Regions from separate parts of the Mus musculus genome. Here region 1 is linked to region 2. The links are chromatin loops, found by intact Hi-C in ENCODE. Cell type or tissue: heart. All regions are shown on one strand. Links, peaks and the distances in the headings refer to the core of each region. The heading gives the core; the rest is flanking DNA. Region 1 overlaps Dnm3 (dynamin 3). Region 2 holds the start of 2810442N19Rik (RIKEN cDNA 2810442N19 gene).

Region 1 (5,381 bases), core at 279-5,278, 180 kb after region 2:
GAAAGCTGAATGTTTAAACCCACAGTTCATCCTAAATGCAAAAGGGTTCCTTCCCACCCAAGTTCCTCTTCCCCTGTTTTGTATGATCTCCCTTTCTGCTCCTTCTGAATCGACTTCCCAAAGAGAGAATACAATTGGGGACAGGTGGAAGGGAGACATTCGAAGCGAAGAGCTCAAGTGCACACACTGGTAGTCTTCATCTCAGGCATTCACACAGCAAGAGGGGGACCTGTCAATCTCATCACCTACACACATAAGGCCATGTGAGGGGCTGCCTGCAGTTCCACGTTAGCTTTGGTTCCAAAGCCCCTGGAGGAGGAAAGCAGAACTGACTGCTAGGACCCAGGACACTTCACAGGGAGATCTGCTTCATGTGTAGACTGGCAAAGCTTCCGGTCCCTTCTCTTCCCTCCCTTGTCCCCTCCATTACTCTTACCACATCTATTTTTAATGCAGATACTTGGCACTCTCTGGCTGCTCTGTTATTGAGAGGAAAGCTACTCATGGATTAATTTACTATGAGGTCTTAAGTGTGCAGAGGAAAGATGACAAGGACCACTCAGACTAGCCGGGAGACTGCATCTCAGTGCCATAGTATATTTACTCATGAAGCAATTAGGGAAGGTTACAGAGAAAGGAATTTGGAGTCTACATTTGTAAAATGGAGGACACTAAAGATAGTGGAAAATACATATTAAGTCCAAAGCCTAGATCCTGTGCTCCATAAAATCTATGTTGACTTCTTCATCCTCACTTATGCCTGGCTTACACTTTCCAAAACAGTCTGCCATTTAAAAATTGACAAAATGAAAAGAGGAATGTCTGATAGAACCAGTGAAATTCATTTAAAGGGGTGGTTCAGACTCCTCTCAGGGTCAGACTTGGCTCTTCCCATTTCGCTATTTAATTTAACTGTCAGTGTGGGCAATTATTTAAAAGTGATAATGAAAATGTCTCAACTTCTAAACCAGTGGGTCCCAACCCTCCTAATGCTGCGACCCTTTAAAATAGTTCTTCATGTTGTGCTGACCCCCAACCATAACATTATTTTCATTGCTACTTCATAAGTGTAATTTGCTATTCTTCATAATCATAATGTAAATTTCTGTGTTTCCCAATGGTCTTAGGTGACCCCTATGAAGAGGTCATTTGACCCCCAAAGGGGGTGGCAACTCACAGGTTGAGAACCACAATCTAAACAACCTCTAGAATCCTATTTTTTAAATTTCTCCCTTCCCAGCTGCTGAAACACGACTATTCCTTTACAGATGTGATCTAGTCTATCCGGTGGATATGTCTTAGAAAAGCTATGAAATCTGAATAGTAGGAAATATATTAACCCTTTTCACCAAGTAGCAGTCGTCTTTACCTGTTTAATAAATCTTACTGTGAGATGTTAAATACAGACTACATGTTTAAACCCCCTATGCTTGCGATTGTTGGGGTTCTTAATTGTTCTTAATGTCCTTGATAGGAAGATTCCAGAGGTTATCACAGAGCAATGTATGCTGCCTGCTTGATGCTGGCAGTACCATCTCTTTCAGTTCTGAATTTCATCTATATTTAGGTCTACATCCATAGTAGATTTCAGGGTCTGTCCTTAAACTTGGCATCCCCTGTCCTCTTCAAGTATACTGAGAACAAGGATATTCTCTAAGGGCGTATTTTCTCTATATCAGGAAGTTATTGTCCAGGTAGCATGAGAGGCATTGTGCTCCTCACATCACAGACTAAGAGTCTGAGGCCCAAGAGAGTGGCAGCAGCTGGCAAGTCAGGCTCCTGAGCTGTTCTCACAAACAATGCTGCACAGCCCACGAAACAGAATCCCTGGAGATGGGGCACAGAGCAGCAAAAAACGACGGGCATGTTTTTGCCTGCATGAAGTTTTAAGAGCCAAAGGGTTTCAGGTTTGTTGTTTGTAGCTTGGAGGTATCTCATTCTTGCTCCACTAAGTTCTTTGACGTTTCTAAGCATCTAGGTTGAGTACATGCATTCATGTCATAGATGATTCTTAGTAAAACATTTTAAACACAGATAGCAGCTTATTGATCACATAGTTATCATTTCCAGAGACATAAGGCGTATGCCTGCACACTGAAGCAGCCTGTGTCTGTCTAACATGCTGACAATAACTACTCAGCAAGTTAAAGCCTCACACCAGGGACACTGACGCAGCCTGTTCTTAACAAGCATGTGACTTCTTGTCCTCTGTTTATGATTTCCCTCTGAAAGCCACAAGTAATCATGAAAGAGGGGTTGGAGATACGGCTCAGTGACAGAGCACTTGTGAGTGTGCATGTGCACACACAAACAGACACACACACACACATGGTAGGGAGTGGTGGTCAGAAAGTCTTAAAATTAACTAGCCACTTTTCTGTTCTAATGGTTGACACAACTCTAAATCTCTATCAGGGTTGCTGCAAACGGTGGTGGTAATGGAGTCCTGAAGTGTGAGCAGTCTGTCCAGCTGACAGATTCTTAAGTCCTGATGCTGCTTTCCTACGTATGACTTTGAGAGAAATAAATTATCCTCCTTGATCTTTATAAGCCATCTTTGAAAACCCTCTCTGAGCTATGGAGTGGCTCCAAGCAATTCTTGCTCATACTTTTTTCTCATTAAATGGCTGTGAGTTCACATCGACCAGGGACTTGGGTAAAATTAGCTTTGCATTCCCAGCGCTTGGCCTGGCGCCATTTTTTGAACCTTCTGCATTCCAGGCAATACGTGTGTCTCTCTGGAGTCGGGAGTGAACACTGAGAGCAGAGCTCCTGGCCTCCTGGGGCTCACACCAAGGAACAGATGCCTAGATACATAAGTGATTACGTACTGGAATCAGTGTTCCAGGGGAAAATCAGAAGGTGTCACAAGGGAGTGTAACAGAGAGGTCTGACTTCGGACTAGAAGGGGAATTCTGAAAATTCAGAGGGGGAAAATGTTCTAATTGTGTTCTATCTTCGAGCTGAGGGTGTGTAGGCCCTGGGTGGGAAAGAGCTGGCCTGGGTGAAGCTGTGGGGGAAGGGCTGGGTCGTGGGAGTCAAATTAAAGACTACACTGAAGCCCCGTGCAACTACAGCTTCTGGCAGATTTAAGCAAGAGAGTAACAGGATCTGTCTTATCCTTTTAAGACCGTCCAGGGAGCTGCTTGTGAGAAAGCCCAAAGGGTAAGGGTGGAGGAGAGAGGGGGACAGTGAGAGGCCCCTGCTGCTGCTCAGGCCGGGCACAGGACTGGGGAAACAAAGGAAAGGGGCGGTGGGCCTGAGATATAAGAACCAATGCGCCCGGAGAAATTATTGAAAAGTATAACATGAAGAAAGGACAAAGGGTTCCCCTAGGCATCCGGTTGCTCTAGAGGTGGAGGCGAGCTCTCAACTCCAGACGGCCAGAGCAAGACCTGACTTCGAAGTGTGGAAGGAGTGGGGGTATTTGTGAACAGCAATTGCAAGATACAGCAACAGAGACAATGGCTTCCATACCTTTCAGAAGAATGAGAGAGCAATACCAACCACATTTTTACAGGGCAAAGTTGTTGCACCACAAGGAAATTAGTCAAGCCACATGATACAACTGAGCCAGTGGCCCGGACACAGCTAATATTACTATGGCTGCTGTTTCATTATTAGTAATGCTAATACATTGCATTGCTAATTCTCTAACAAGAAGACATCTGAATGCACTTACCAAATAGTATATAAATTTTAGACAACCAATGTCTTACCATGCAACAGACTGGACACAATGTTTCGGTGAATTTGAGTTCTGAGATCCAGAATCGCTGTATATTTCATAAGGTACCATACAAATAATTTAAGTACTTACTTACCAAGTCTTTATTTATGAGAGTAAATGTTAATTTATACTAATGTTTTTTAAGCTGGGTAATGTGAAGTGTTTTCAATATCAAGGAATTACATGTTCATATGGTGAGCAAATACCAATATATTTAAATTTTCAAGAATGATTATGTTTGAAATATAAATAAATGGCAATGGACCTCCTATAAGCCCTCCCAAGCAGACCTTGCAACAATACACTATGGTCTGCTCCTACCTGCCCCTACCTCTAACTGATTTCAGTTAAATATATCTCTCTAGGGAGTGTCTGGAGACAATGTAGAAGAGAATAATAGACTTATACAGACATAGTGCTATTCATCATTGTTTATAAGTTTATGTACACATACATTCACATACATATATACACGTATGAACATATGTCTACACCTTTCCCACTCTGGATACTGGATACTTGCCATGGGACACTACCTTTCCTGGCAAGTTTCCTTTTATAAAGCACCCCTCCTCCCGCCTCCGCCTTTCTAGTTCTTGGCAAAGAAACTAAGACAGTACATTATGACACTAAAGTTAAGCTTTAATTAAATTAGTACCTGCTCAGTTAGAGTGATACTAAAAAGTCAACTCTTATTTTCAAAATGCAATTGGGATTACTATTCTACTATTGATGCTTTATGACAGTAATCAGCCAGGAATGGTTGGACCATTGGCAATCAAGCCTTATAAACCTTCCTTAAACAAAAACGAAACATTGGGCATTCAAAGTCCTCTACATTGTTTCCCTGGGTTGGAAATGTGGGTCAGTTGGTGAGTGCTTGCCTGGTGTCCATAAAGTTCTGCATCTGAACCTTAGCAGTACGTGAGCCAGATAGGGAGGGCAGCACATGCCTTGATTCCAGCATTACAGTGGTAAACGCAGGAGGATCAGAGCTTTAAGGTGATCCTTGACTGCGTGGGAAGTTCAAAGCCAGCCTGTGATACATGAAACAAGGACCAGAGGCATGATTCACACTTCACAAATCAAATCTTAGAACTCCAGCCTAAGGAGGCACAGAATTTTAATTCCTAGGGGAAGTTGTGGTGACCTCACATGCAGAGAGGGATACAGACACCCATGCTCCACTTAGGAAGACGCTTTAGCAGGCCTATTGTCATTTAATTTCCTATTTATTTTTGTTCTCATGTACATGTATGGCAAGTGAAAAGCAAGTCTTTATGGTGACCCATAACCTACAGATTTTTATAACCAGTGAGAGACATCAAAAGTTCATTCCATGCACACAAAGCCTGTATCATTTTTATGCTTTATCTACTAAACTATGCTTCTTAAAGAGAAATTTCCTCTCTTCATCTACCTCCCTTGACTAGCTGGGAACTACATTAAAAGCTTCTTTAAATCTTTTACCGTTTGTCTTAACCTCTGACTAGCTCGCACTGCTTGCCTTAAAGATCTTTCCCACATTATACAGGTTAACATTGCCTGATTCTTGTGGTAAAAGGCTGTAGTCTGTAACAACCCCAAAAAACTCAAGAAAGAAGCACTTATGCCTGCAAGCATGAAATGTGGGGCCTCCACTTGGAATGAC
Region 2 (5,381 bases), core at 289-5,288:
GCAGAGCTTCGTTTTATTTTGGTGTCAGGCCTAGATATGTGGAGGGAAAGTCCTGCCATGGTTTGTCTAGTTAACACATCCACTAATGTCTCCTTCATTTTTCACCCCAAAGCCAATAATTAAGATATTGTAGAACTTGTCTGACGTGAGGGTTTATTATTTTAGTTATTAAAACACTTTCTAACACTATAGGGAATGTTTTTAAAAAGCAGTGGATGTTGGGCTTAGATCTTTTTACGGCCTTTCTTTGTGACTGCAACCATAGTGGCAGGGAGTAGGCAGGTCTTATGTTAGACCTGGGGCATGATACTTAAAGGTTTACCTGAAGGAAAATTTCATTCAGTCCTAAAATTATCTTTGAGATCACACTATGAACTTAAAAGCATACACACGGTCCAGAATTCGTCTTACGTTAGTATTCATTGTCAAGCAAGCTACCTCAAGGATTATAAAATGCCTTATATATTTTTCCCCACTGGACAATATAGCATACACCTATAATCTGAACACTTGAGAAGTAGGGGCAGGAAGATTAGACATTCAAGGCTGGAGGTGGCAATAAAGTAAATTCAGGGACACAGTAGACTATGTGAGACTTTGACTCAAAAAGTAAGAACAAAACAAAATAGCCAGATAATCAGGCTAAGTGCCTGTAAATCAATGTCATACTGAAGTGTGCAGATGAAGGGGACATCTAGATACTGCTGCTTCAGAATATCTAAAGCCAAATTCGAATGTTTATATGGTGGAGGCAAAAGGGATATTCGGTTGTAGACTAAGGCCATTTTCCTGATTATACTGAAAGCCAACTAAGGCCCTTCTCACGCTGTGTGCCTTTTTTGAAGTGGGAGATGGATCAGGATCTTACTGTGTGCCTCATGATGGCCTGAACTGGCTTTGTAGCCAAGGCTGGCCTTAAATTCATGATCCTCCTGCCTCAGCCTCAGCCTCAGCCTTGCAGGCTTATGGGGGGCTATAAGAGATCATGTCCACCTTTATTTTAGCTTGTCTCCGTTTCCAGACCTTTCCTTGAAGCTTTGGATATGTTTGTGGTAGAGTATCTAGGTTGGTTCAGTCTTCATTTTCTTCTCTCTCAGCTTCTATGTCATCCTTTCCACCAAAGAAAGGATGCTGCTTATTGGCGACTCTCATGTTGACCTGTGCATTCGTGGGGTTTCCGTAAGAGCAGGGAGGAGAGCCATTATACCTTGTTTCATTTTCTGGTGCTTAGATCACTCCCTGTGTGGGCAATTGGATCAAGAGGCTCAACGCTACCCCTGATGCTGAGACGTGGAGAAGTTGGCTAATTTCCCTTTTGATTATGCTCCGACCCCTGCTCCCCGCCCCCAGGGCCTGTGAATGGAATGGGTTCATGTGATTCATGGGAACCGATTATTCTGACTGAAAAACAAAGAGTGGATATTTCTCAGTGCTTGGTGGGAATGCTTAAAAATAAATTAGAGCATTTGGTATTTGTGGTTTTGCCTATCATGTGGCTCTGAAGCCTGAGGAGCAGCCAGATGCAAGGAATGAGGGAGCTGTGGTGTGGAGAGAGTCCCTGAATACCTCATGGCTTTCGACATTGCCCTGCGTTGGAGTTCTATTTTGGGCTAGTGCTGCCATGTGATCTAAACATGTAAATGCTCAAGTAATGTGGCGTCATTAAACATGTAGTGTCTCTCAGGCTCAGAGCCTTCCCAGAAACCCCCACTCTGGCCCTGACAACTCTAGCCTGACCAGAAGTGGAATATCCTTCTGGCAACAGCATTGGTGAGCCAGATGGAAACCATTTGGCAACTAAAGGGTGTAAATACGTGTTTAGATCCAGAGGTTTCCCCAGACAATGCATCCAGTATGTTTGGCATGGGTAGGCTAAGGAATGTCAGCGCCGGGCACTTAACAATTCTATGTTTAAGCATCGATAAATGCATGAGGAGCCAGCAGAGCCAACACGCGCTCAGCTGACTCCTTCCCTCCTTTCTTCCGCTGCTGCAGTTAGGCGTCCCAGGCACATTCACAGAGCAAGACGCTCCACTGACAAGTTTTAGTTTAAACTTCCTGTCTGCCGTGTAAGGTTTTTTTCTAAGTCTCACTTTTTAATCTCTCATAGTAGCCGGTGAGTTGGGGGAAAGGAAAAGAGGGAAATAAAGAAGCCTCCAGCAGCCTCTTCTTAAGAGTTTACTGCTGAGATAAAAGTTAGCTGTGAAAGAGGTGCAATTCATACACCGTGAGTCTCCGAGGCCTTGGAAAAATATCCCCTCTGACCAGGAATGCCTGAGCATGAAGCCTTCTTGAAAATCGCTTTTTCCTCCCAGCAAGGGCAATGAAAGAAACTTGAGCCCTAGCTAGCCTATGTGTGTCTGCAAGTCTGGATGTCTATTTACACATGGTAGAGCATTTCCCCGCTTTTCTCCGAGCTGACACCAGCTTGTATATAGGGACACTCGGTGGATTACAGCTGGTGACAGTTTACTGCTGACTGGCCACAGGAAAAATAATCGGAATCAATTACGCATTGTCCCTGGCCAGGGCCTCTGTCTTGGCTGTTGTCCTCTATCAATCAGGTGAACCCCAGGGCAGAACTGGGCACCCTGAGATGCAAAAGCGCTTGTCCTGCAGTGACGGAGCTTAGCGACTAAAGATCTCCAAAGGGAACAATGTCAGAGCTACTTGTTCTTGACACAAGACACGGAGGAAGCAGTTGTGTTTGCTTAACTGGAGGCCTGTCACCCGCTGCTTGGCTAACTGCAGTGTACGGTAGGAGGAGCTGTCTCCTGTCTGCGTTCGTGTTATTTGCGTTTTGCATGACGGGAATCTTTCCTAATTTCCCTTTTTGCTTTTACTTTCCTGCCACATAGGATATGTGGGAAAGATTCAGACCCAATGAAAAGAGAAAGGCAAACGTGAGTCTGCCTACACACCACCAAAGAGTTCACAGGTTCTGACCCGAGGAGACACCGGTAATGTATGTGGGCCTTGCCTAAACAGACCGCCAGGCATCTGAACTGTGGCCGAGTGGAAATGCCTGTGTAAAGTCGACTCTACTTCCTTAGTTAGGCCCAAGGAGGAAATCCCCAAAATAATTTGACTTTCACTTAAACCATATTGGAAACAGGACCTGAAGAGTGAAAGAAAACCTTTGACATTCGCCATTGCTTCCTTTCAGTGGACTAGTACATTGTCATAAGAATTGAAGCAGGATACTGGAATAAGAACCGTCATGTAAATAGATTGCACCTTTGGAGGTATATTTAATTAAAGTGGACACTTTTCTTTAGAGAACAGTGGTTTGAAATTTTAGTTTTATGACAACTAATGTTGAACCTGCAGCAGATTATTAATTACATTTGGAGGTCTCAGCACCAATTTATTTCTAATATCAAGGGTTGCCTCATGAGATACCTTGATTGTAAGAATTGTAAGAACAGCTTAAAGTTGTTCTGTCTTTAGCAATTATATTTTTGAGCTATAATATAGCTTGTTTTTCTTTTTTACTTTTAAATCTAGTTGTTGAAAAAAAAAACAAAACAAAAAACAAAAACAGTTCCCTGACAATCCAGACTGTCTGGGTATGATTTTTATTTTTTTCTGTAAGGAAGGCTGGCTAGTTAGGAGAACAGAGAGCTTGCCTCACAGCTGATGTCACAAATCGCAAGGTGATTTCACCACTTGTCCAAATGACACTTGGCTGCTAAAAACACCACAGTTTTAGAGAGCTGTCGAGGAGAGGAGAGGGTAAGTCAGGATGTTTCCGTGTGTGACCGCAGGGGAATGACTCCCAGGCTAGTCACACGGGTTGCTTAATTTCCATGTACTCTGAGCCCCTCGACTTCAAGGCTCGACAGCTTCCTCCTTCACGGCACCAAACCTTGATGTGAGGAACGCAAAGATAGAAGAATGATGGGTTGGGGTTTGTCCTGGCTTGAAATCTAGGGAACTTGCTTACAAAGATGAATAGAAACCTCAAATAAAACAAGGAGACTTTATACACCAAATAGAAAGAAAGGATGCTGTGCTAACTGTAACTTACAACAAATAAAATGTGTGAAAGAGTTGGGAGTTACGGTTAGGCAATGCAAGGCCATCAGAATCAGAGACCAAACATTTAAAACGAAATTATGATGAAAACCAATGGGCCTTAACTTTTGTAATATAGGGCATCAATTGTTTTGGAAAGGGGCCATGTACATCTTTCTGCAAGCAGTGTGCTCTGGTAAGTCAAAGAAACCATGGAAGACACCATGGAGGAGCTCTGGGTGAAGTCTTAGTGCTGCCCTGGGCCTATGTACACACCATGGGGGCTTTGTCTTCCTTGCAAGGCTCACAAGAACATCACTTAAAGGATCAGTTTTTGATTTCGGTCAGATGGGTTGAGCTAAAGCAAAAGCCAAATGGAGTGAACCAGGCTTGGCCATTTTTAAAAGAAACCATCAGAGATGGTGAACGAGGGTGGGTCCGAGAAAGTTCTTCTCTAGCTCGACTTTTTAAAAAGTGGAATATTGAGTGATGAGGTAGGTGAAGTCTGTTCTCCCTTGGCTAGAGACCCTTCCTCACACCCTTATCCCTTTTGACCATTGCAAAAGAGCTTTGTCCTAGGGAAGGGGTGGACAGGGGTTGGGCTTGGGGGGGGGTAAGGACGAATAATCGAAATAGTGTCAGAGTTAGCTAGTGCCAGGAAAAACACACTTGGACTCAGCTAATTTGTTCTGTTAATATCAAAGGCTACACTTGCCAATTATCTAATTTTAAGAAGTGGTAACTGAAAATAGCTACACTAACTCTGAAGTTGGTGTCTGATGGGGACCGGGAGCTTTGTCTTGTCAGAGAGCATGAATGGAGGCAGGAGACATGGGACAGTCTAGATAGTCAAGCCTGTGGCGGGAGGGAGTGGGGAGGGAGGGGGAAATGTCCCAAAGATCACAGATTTATGTAACCCAGCTTACTAATGGCAGGGGTATCCATGCTAGTAGGAGGCTCATTAGTTCGAGTGGAAGTAATTAAAACCCACGTGCAGTTTGCAGTGTTTCTTGCTCTCGCACCAAAAGGCTCCAAAACACAGAAACCAGAACAGCCGAGTGGCTGGGCAAAGCTGAGTCAAAAGTGACTTCAACCCCTTGCCCCAACTCTCCCTGTATATTTGAAATGGAAAGGTATGGTAAAGATTCTGGTTAAAAAGATGGAAAACTCAAGGTTCCTGGGCCACGCCAAGGGCTTTGACGACCTTGGAATAGGGCGAAAAGAAAAGTCGTGATCACTGATTGCTAAAGAGTATCGGGAGGAAGACTGGCTAGGCACACATTAGGGTGGCTTAAAAAATCTTTTGCCTCTAGAAGTTCTGCGATTGCCTTTGTAATTTGGAAGGCCAGCAGGGAACCAGGGGG

Evidence for each region. Hi-C counts contacts between places; a loop is a spot of excess contacts. Peaks named below come from ENCODE experiments on the same cell type or tissue, not always from the same donor. Only the 100,000 strongest peaks of a DNase experiment are listed, where the experiment ranks them.
Region 1: it touches region 2 in a loop (2.2-fold over the local background); 3 of 42 quality-filtered maps call a loop at or near these places.

What each region holds. Positions count from the first base shown.
Region 1 is chr1:162,181,467-162,186,847 of GRCm38, forward strand. All of the region lies in intron 14 of Dnm3 (dynamin 3), which reads right to left. Among named protein-coding and RNA genes, the nearest start is that of Dnm3os, 33 kb to the right of the region's middle. In heart, for the core only: no CTCF peak of the experiment used is centred there; a DNase peak (open chromatin) is centred at 2,695; H3K27ac peaks cover 2,033 bases.
Region 2 is chr1:162,002,578-162,007,958 of GRCm38, forward strand. The region is part of intron 20 of Dnm3 (dynamin 3); the gene reads right to left. 2810442N19Rik (RIKEN cDNA 2810442N19 gene) reads left to right here and starts at 2,392. Exons shown (of 3, transcript NR_040562.1): 1 at 2,392-2,757; 2 at 2,859-3,245. In heart, for the core only: a CTCF peak has its summit at 2,762; DNase peaks (open chromatin) are centred at 1,514, 2,704 and 2,984; H3K27ac peaks cover 3,499 bases.